Regions from separate parts of the Homo sapiens genome. Here region 1 is linked to region 2. A link is an interaction called in ENCODE POLR2A ChIA-PET data of the cell type or tissue named here. Cell type or tissue: HepG2. All regions are shown on one strand. Links, peaks and the distances in the headings refer to the core of each region. The heading gives the core; the rest is flanking DNA. Region 1 overlaps MARCHF5 (membrane associated ring-CH-type finger 5). Region 2 overlaps CPEB3 (cytoplasmic polyadenylation element binding protein 3).

Region 1 (4,392 bases), core at 178-4,177, 170 kb after region 2:
TATTAAACATTTACACTTATTGAATTTATTTAACAAATACTGAGTGTCTTCATATGCCCAGTACTATTCTAGGCCCTTGGTATATAGTGGTGAATTGAACATAACAAAAATGCCCTTATGGAGCTTCAATTCCAGGGGTGTTTGTGTTGTCTAAACTGTCAAAGTGAAGACTATTTTAATTGTAATATGAATGGTATGTTCAATTTATACCATTTAATCTTTCAGGGTTTTTAAACTAGAGGCAACTTTTCTTTTTTTTTTTTTTTTTTTTTTTTTGAGGCGAAGTCTCACTCTGTCACTTGGGCCAACTGGTGACAACTTCTTTTATTTATTTATTTATTTATTTTTTATTTTTTTTTTTGAGACAGAGTCTCGCTCAGTCGCCCAGGCTGGAGTGCAGTGGCGCAATCTTGGCTCGCTGCAAACTGTGCCTCTTGGGTTCACGCCATTCTCCTGCCTCAGCCTCCCGAGTGGCTGGGACTACAGGCACCCGCCACTAAGGCCAGCTAATTTTTTTGTATTTTTAGTAGAGACGGGGTTTCACCGTGTTAGCCAGGATGGTCTCGATCTCCTGACGTCGTAATCTGCCGGAATTGACCTCCCACAGTGCTGGGATTACAGGCGTGAGCCACCGTGCCTGGCCTGTGGCAACTTCTTAATAGCTGAAGTTGAATTCCCTTGTCCTTTGCAAATAACTCACTTTAGTTTAGCTATTATTTGTTTATATTGGTAACTTTGATTACTGTAATATTTGTAGGTGGAAAGAATACATATACATACGTATATATATACATACATACATATATATATGGAATTTTTTTTTTTTTCATGGAATTTCGCTCTTGTTGCCCAGGCTGCTGGAGGGCAGTGGCGCGATCTCGGTTCACCACAACCTCCGCCTCTCGGGTTCGCGTGATTCTCCTGCCTTAGCTTCCGGAGTAGCTGGGATTACAGGCATGTGCCACCACGCCTGGCTAATTTTGTATTTTTAGTAGAGACTGGGTATCTCTATGTTGGTCAGGCTGGTCTCGAGCTCCTGACCTCAGGTGATCCACCTACCTCTGCTTCCCAAAGTGCTGGGATTACAGGGGTGAGCCACCACTCCTGACCATATGGATATATATTCTTTGGATTGCCTTTCGTTTTTATAAACTATAAGTGTTTTATGTAAATTTATTATTTGAACCTTTTAAGTTGTTGTGGGGAAACAAGAATGGTGGAAAGGGGGGTGATTTTTCTAGTGTCGTGAATGTTTCAGTGTCACAAATATCATTTCCCTGAAATGATAACCATTCATAAGCCCAAACCCTTTATGTCAGGCCTTTTGAACCTTAGTTAGCTCTTCTGTCTTTCATTGCTTCAATTCTTTAATAAGAAGTTGTTATATATTACTTTCTCTTTGACCACCGACATTCTCATTTTTCTCTAAAACTTCTCAAAGTTAGGAGTGAATTTACAGAGAACAATGCAAAGAATATTATAACAAACTGCAGGAATGGACCTCTGATTTGAAGCCTGGACCTACTGAGAAATGCTTTTGGAAACTACTTCTGCTTCCCCCGTCTTAAAATAAACACGCATTAATTTGTTGAGGTTGTTTTGCATCACTTACTTGCATCTAGTAAATAGGCAAGGAGTGTAGCCAGAATGTCCCCAGAATGGTCAGATGGCAGAAAGAGCAGAGAGAGTGGTCTATTCTTCCAGCCCCCTCCCACAATGGTATAGTGAATTAGAATTCTGCCTCTGTGAGAGTGTTATCCACAGATGTATACCCCTTTGAAGACCAAGGAAGCTATACTCTGATAGGAGCATGCTGTATAAACAATTTCACATTTTCTTTGTCAGTTGACCTCTTTTTCTCAATCACATCACCATGTTGACAATTACAGACCAATGCCCAGAATTAAAAATCATCATCAATTATATTTATTTCCAGATATATGTAAAAAATGGAAACATCATAGATAAAATTAAATCCCCTTTGACCACCATCCCCAATGGCATATCTTCTCATCCCCACTCCACTATCATAAAATGGGTTTATATTCTTCCATCCTTCTTGGTTTAATGCTTTTATATAGAAAAGTATATTAATAGACTACTTTTTTTTTTTTTTTTTTGAGTCAGGGTCTTACTCCATTGCTCAGGCTGGAGTGGAGGGTCACAGTCACGGCTCACTACAGCCTCAACCTCCCAGGCTCAAGTGATCCTCCCACCTCAGCTTCCAGAGTAGCTGGGACTACTGGTGTGCACCACCACACCTAGCTGATTTTTTGTATTTTTTTTGTGGAGATGGAGTTTCACCACGTTGCCCAGGCTGGTCTCAAACTCCTGGGCTCAAGTGATCCGCTCGCCTCGGCCTCCCAAAGCTCCCAAAGTGGGGGACTACAGGTGTGTTCCACCACATCCAGCTTTCAACTTTTTTTTTTTTTTTTTTTTTTTGAGACAGAGTCTCACCCTGCCACCCAAGCTGGAGTGCAATGGCGTGGTCTCGGCTCACTGTTGCAACCTCCACCTCCTGAGTTCAATTGATTCTCCCACCTCAACCTCCCAAGTGGCTGGGACTACAAGCACGTGCCACCACACCCAGCTAATTTTTTGTATTTTTAGTAGAGACAGGGTTTCACTGTGTTGGCCAGACTGGTTCAAACTCCCGACCTCGTGATCCACCTGCCTCGGCCTCCCAAAGTGCTGGGATTTCAGGCATGAGCCGCCACACCTGGCCTTTTTTCTTTTTTAATCCAGTCTCGTTTATGACATTTAGATTCTTATTTTCTCTTTATTATTTTTCCTGATAATTTGACTTTCATTCCCCTTTCTTGTCATTAGCTCTACTGAAAGTGTACTGAAGGGCTGGGTGCAGTGGCTCACACCTGTAATCCCAGCACTTTGGAAGACCGAGGCAGGCCAATCACTTGAGCTCAGGAGTTCAAGACCAGCCTGGCCAACATGGCGAATCCCCATCTCTACAAAAAATACAAACATTAGTAGGGCATAGTGGCACATACCTGTAATCTCAGCTACTCGGGAGGCTGAGGCACAAGAATCGCTTGAACCTGGGAGGCAAAGGTTGCAGTGAGCTGAGATCGTGCCACTGCACGATCTCTCTCTCTATATATGTATATGTATACTAAAGGTCACCAATAATTTCTTAGTAAATATAATGACATTTTCTTCAGGACTTTTTATCCTTCAGAATCACGTTACCTTTTTCTTCCTTCAATTTCTATGTATGGTTCAATTCTCAGCATTTACTATTTTGAGAAAGTACACTTACTCACTCTCTTTCCTGTTTATTCAAACAACTCCCAGATCTGTGTCTTTATTCCTGACCTCTTTTCCTCATTTCCTTTAGCACCTAATTTCTACCTGCCCAGTGGACATTTCCATTTGTGTGTATACAGTATTGCCAATCAATCTAAAACTAAGCTACTTATCTTGACTTCTCAATTTTTGGTCTTTGATATTACCAGTCTTCTTGTCCACCAGCTATAAAACATAAATTTTATTTGTTTGTTTGTTTTTGAGACAGGGTCTGGCTCTGTCGCCCAGGCTGGAGTGCAGTGGCCCATCTCGGCTTACTGCAACCTCCATCCCCCACCCTCCGGCTCAAAATATCCTCCCACCTCACCCTCCTGACTAGCTGGGACTGCATGTCCAGCTAATTTTTGTATTTTTAGTAGAGACGGGCTTTCGCCGTGTTGCCCAGGCTGGTCTCAAACTCCTGAGCTTAAGTGACCCTCCTGCCTCAGCCTCCCATAGTGCTGGGATTACAGGCATGAAGCTAGCCAAAACATAAGTTTTTCTTGTTTTCTTTGTTTTTGTTAAAGAAACAGGGTCTTGCACTCCCAGGCTCAAGCCTCCCAAGTAGCTAGGAGCACAGGGCAAGCCAGCATGCCCAGCTAATTTTTTTTAAACTTTTTTTTTTTTGGTGGGGAGGGGGATAGAGACGGGTCTCACTATGTTGCCCAGGCTGTCTCAAACTCCTGTTCTCCACCAATCCTACCTTGGCCTCCCAAAGTGTTAGGACTACAGGTATGAGCTACCTTGCCCGGCCTATTTACATTTTTTTGCTGCCTTCTTTCCTTCCAGATCCACTTGTTCATCACATATTGTTGATTTTCCTTTTTCTAGCTTCAATTTTTCACTTGGTCCAGTTTGGCCTACAGAGTGGCACTAGAATTAGCGAAGGCACAATTATAATCATGCGATTTCTATACTTAAAAATCTGCCAGTCTCTGTGTCACGTAAAAGGATAAAACGTAAACTTTCAACGGGGTAACGTGCTTTGATCTGTTACTATAATCCAGCCCCAACCTACCTTAACCATCCTTTCCTGCACTCCCCTTCATTGACCCCTGAACATATCCTGCTCTTTCATTTCTTTATTTT
Region 2 (4,392 bases), core at 85-4,084:
GAAGAAAGCTATATAGGTGTTCACTGTATTATTCTTAGAGCTTTTTTGTAGGTTTGACTTTTTTTAAATAAAAATTTGTGGAAAAAAAACTACAAGGTCTCCCATTCTAAAAAGAGATGTGTATTTTTTTTTTTAAGGAATCAACAGTTCTTAAAATCAACTAATACTATTAGTGATGTATTTGTTTCAAGTACCAACTACAAATGGAAAAAAAAAAATTCAGCTTGTGGAGCTGTATCCTGAACCACTGCAGCATTCATAAAATGGCAGACCAAGGAATGGCTGGTTTTGGATTGAGACCAACCCTAGAAGGAAAGGTCCATGGCCTGGACAGACAGGCAGCTCTCTCCTCTCACAAAATCAAGCTTCCTATTACCAGTGACCTTCCTAGAGAAACCTAAAGGGCACTGCTCTAGCCAGAGCTGCCTGAGTTCAGACTTTTTTTGGTACAGGCAGTCTGTCCCAAACATTCTCTCTGACTTTGGCTTTCAGGTCAGAGGACTTATCTGGTTTGCCTCAGGAGACTTTTTTTGGATTCAATTCAAGGGTACCAAAAACATCTAGGAGATGCCAGGTATGATGCTAAGTACTGAGGTTGCAAAGATGAACAAGCCAAAGAAGAACCCTGATCCAGAAAAAATCAGACTGTCAATAACTAATAAGCAACATTAAAAGCACTATGTTGGAGGTATCTCCTACAGGACACTGGGGAGAAAAAAAGGGAGCAGATTTGTCCAAACATCAGGGAACACCAAAGAGCAAAGGCCATATCTGACCCAGAGGCTGATTACTTTTCCAGAGAGTAAAGGCATTCCAAGTTCAGGAAGGTGCACAGGCCACGGCATGGAAAGGCCAAAGGGTCAACTCACTTGGACAACGGTGAGCAGAGTTCATTAGTTAGAGTATAGGATTGAGAGTGGTGGGTGGTAAGAGTTGAAGCAGCTCATCAATCCCTGCCTGCAGCGGAGAGCACTCACTGTAGGTCTCTGAACTGGATCTCTTATTCATTTTCCTCTTGAATGAGGATACCTGATCTCCAAGATTTACTCAACACTTATGTAATCTACACACTGCAGGGGACTACTATCATGAGCAAATTCTTGTTCTTAAGGAGTTTATATACTAGCACTAGAAGATTGTATAGAATAAATTCACAGAGAACTCTGACTTAGGAACAATGCATTAATGATCCTAAGAAGTATTTTTGTAAACATATTTTTAAAAGTTGGACTTCACAGAAAGAAGAAAGATCACTTTCAGAGAAGACATGAATAGAGAAATCAGGAAAGGCTTTCTGTAGGTGGTGGCACAGGGGCCAGACCTTAATGGTACAACATAGGTGAAAACATTGAAAACACGGAGAAGACATTCCAAGGGAAACAACTAACCTAAGTTAAAATGTAGAGGTAGCTCTGCAGATAGATACTGCCTAAGTGCACGGATTCCTAAACACTCTGCTTAGATTCAGAACTAAACATATTTCTTTAACAATATTTACTGTGTGAGGCTGAGACTTGATTCTAGCCTGTTTTGTGTTTTCTACGACACTACCAACTTTCTTTGTGGGTTGGTTGCTTGGCAGCAGGGGTGGGAATAGTTGGGAATGGACAAGAAAACAAGCCGGCAGCGTAGAACCACCTCAGAGTTCAAAATTGGTAATCTACTTCCTGTGTTCTTAGCAAAGTCTTGCAGTCCAGGGCAGTGACCTGGGGCATTTGGACTTAAAATCTGCTGTTTACATAATCACACATTCCCTATATAAAGAGGTCCTTGTGAAGTCTGCCAATCTGTCAGTTCTAGTCACAGTCAGTTCAAACAAGCACCTGACCAAGGAAACTGAGACCAGACTGGGGGTGTGGGAGAGAACTGGTCAAACTCGTTGGGTAATTTTATGATTACTGAGCATTACATTTAAGTCACAGGCAAGGACCAAGGACGCTAAGATTATTCAACACCTAATAAGCCTAAGTATTGTGTTAGTGCTTTCACACACTGCCTCACATAATCCTCTTAACAACCCAACGAGTAGTATTAACTCAGATAAGTAAACTGAGGCTTAAAGGTTAAATTACTTGCTCAATGTCATATAGCTAGTAAATGCTGATGCCCACATCTGAGTCCACAAACCTAGCTTATGCCCCACTGCCTGTTACACTCCCTCAGTCAGCAAACAACTGGGGAACTCTGTTTCAATCCAGGTGATGCTCTCCTACAGACAGATGAAGCTTTAGTCTGGCCTTGTGCATATACTGCCTGAGCTTTGATAGTCTTAATTTCTTCGCCTCCCTGGACTTTAACATTCCTCTGATCAGTTCTTAATGCTGTTTCAAATGAGTTTTTTTCTGTGCCAGTCTTCTCAAGACTGAAGTGGGTCCATTCTCCTTTGAAAGACAACCCAGGTCTTTGCTCTCAGTTTTCAAAAAATTTCACCAGACCCTCCTAGCTGGCTTCCCATTCCTAACTCTGCAATTAACATATCCTCTGTTGGTCTCACCTGCTCACAGCCTTAGCCCTATCTAACTACTGTCAGCAAGTCCCAACCCAAGCTATATCCTCTTCTAAAACATCCTCTCTGCCTCAGTCTGCCAAATTTCCACCTTCCATTTCAGTTCCTAAAGTCTATTTTTTCCTCAATAAAAGTTCTCATCAGGAGGAGTTATGACTTCTCTGAACTAAACAAGCATTTCCCCCCATCCCATCACCTCTGCCTGGTCATAGCACAGTGTGTACTTAGGTGACCTTGAACAAGATGTTTCTGTTATTTACGTGGCTGCTCAAGCTTTGTCCTGTGGACTATATATTCCTAATGACTTCTTTCTGTACAGTCCCTCAAACTGTAAATGCTTTGAAAGCAAAGACTAACTTTATAGTTCATCTTCAATACAATGCTGAAGAGACAAGTGTTTATAAAAGTGTAAACTGAGAGTGTGCTAAGCTTTTAAAAGCAAAGATAGATGGACTCCATCTGTCAAAACAGAACAAAACAAAACAAAAAGCCCACCCTTGCTATCACACAATGCAGTTTCCATGTTTTTACAAGAAAATCCTTCCTGGGTATGAAAATCACAATCAAGTAAAATATTAAAATATAGGGTTCATAAATCACCAAACAGTGTGAGCACTATAAGCCAGGACCTGATTTTTTTTTTTCTTAAAGGAAGACAGAATGTTACTCAAAAGATGACGAACTGCAAAAGGTTAAATACAGGCTAAAACCCTTGGCTTCCCAACTTGATCAGTTTACGTAACTCAGAAGGTGGAAAAACTTGGAATCTGGCCTAAAATAACACTGACTTATTTCCATTCAAGTTATGCTACAAGGGAAAAAATGTGAAGTTTGAAAACTTTCCTTTCCAAAGCCAGATTTAGACAAGTTGAAGGAAAAAGAAATAAATGCTACACTGCAGCCCACTGCAGCTCCACAATGGCCTGTTTTTGCCCACTCAAAGTAGATTCCTCTTCCTTGTTCCTCAAGCAGGATCTCCTTAGCTAGCTGGCTTGTGTTCAAACTGAATAGTATGTGGCCTGGCTTGTGCCAGGTTCACAAACCATGCTGGTATTGCATAAACTTCCACAACTACATGACCTTGGTTAAGAGCACCAGAGGGCAAGCCAGCCTAGCCAGTGCAGAGGACGTATAGAATCACCAGCAGAAATAGCCATCCAGGAATACAAACTTTTCTAAAAGTGGGTGGGAATCATTAGTGCACAAGGGTTTGGTCACTCTTGTATAAAGCTGTGTGCCTATTACTATTTCTGTTCACCTGGACCCTGTGCCCCTAGACTGCTGAAGCTGACACTGTAAGCTGCCCAAGTAAGCTGAGAATGACAGCTTCCTCCATTCCACTGCCAGCATCATTGGCTTCTGAAATCAGTTTCAGAGCCAGATGGCCAAACTCATGTACAACATCTGTAGCTGGCTGCCATCATTGCCTTTGCCCAAGAGGCCTCAACAGTGGTAGCACAGCTGTGCTCATTGCACAGCAGATGCCAGCTCCTTTCCCTGGGCCCATATTCTCTGTCCCACTATGAGAGGTGAGGCTATTGCAGTATCAGGATCAGCTGTTAGTGCAGAACAAGGGGTAGAAGGCTCAGGGTGGACAGGCATTTTTTGGTAGCTCCAGTGACAGCAACTTTGGAGATGGAATATTTTCCCAGTGGGCAATGAGGGAGGTTATGCTATCTATCATCAAGCTTGTCATGTCCATCTTATCTTCCTAGTGGCCACATTCACAGCTACATGCTAAAGGAAACAGACTTTTTTTTTTTTTTAAGACAGGGTCTCACTCGGTTGCCCAGGCTGGAGTGTAGTGTGGCACAATCTCGGCTTACTGCAGCCTTTACCTCCCCAGGCTCAGGTGATCCTCCCACCGCAGCCTCCCAAGTAGCTGG

Evidence for each region. Peaks named below come from ENCODE experiments on the same cell type or tissue, not always from the same donor. Only the 100,000 strongest peaks of a DNase experiment are listed, where the experiment ranks them.
Region 1: POLR2A ChIA-PET joins it to region 2 with 6 read pairs; 5 of 35 experiments call an interaction of 5 or more read pairs at or near these places.

The regions. Positions count from the first base shown.
Region 1 is chr10:92,295,065-92,299,456 of GRCh38, forward strand. All of the region lies in intron 1 of MARCHF5 (membrane associated ring-CH-type finger 5), which reads left to right. Among named protein-coding and RNA genes, the nearest start is that of MARCHF5, 6.1 kb to the left of the region's middle. In HepG2, for the core only: no CTCF peak of the experiment used is centred there; no DNase peak of the experiment used is centred there.
Region 2 is chr10:92,121,467-92,125,858 of GRCh38, forward strand. All of the region lies in intron 6 of CPEB3 (cytoplasmic polyadenylation element binding protein 3), which reads right to left. Among named protein-coding and RNA genes, the nearest start is that of CPEB3, 170 kb to the right of the region's middle. In HepG2, for the core only: no CTCF peak of the experiment used is centred there; DNase peaks (open chromatin) are centred at 815, 1,735, 2,725, 3,565 and 1 weaker place; H3K4me3 peaks cover 2,403 bases.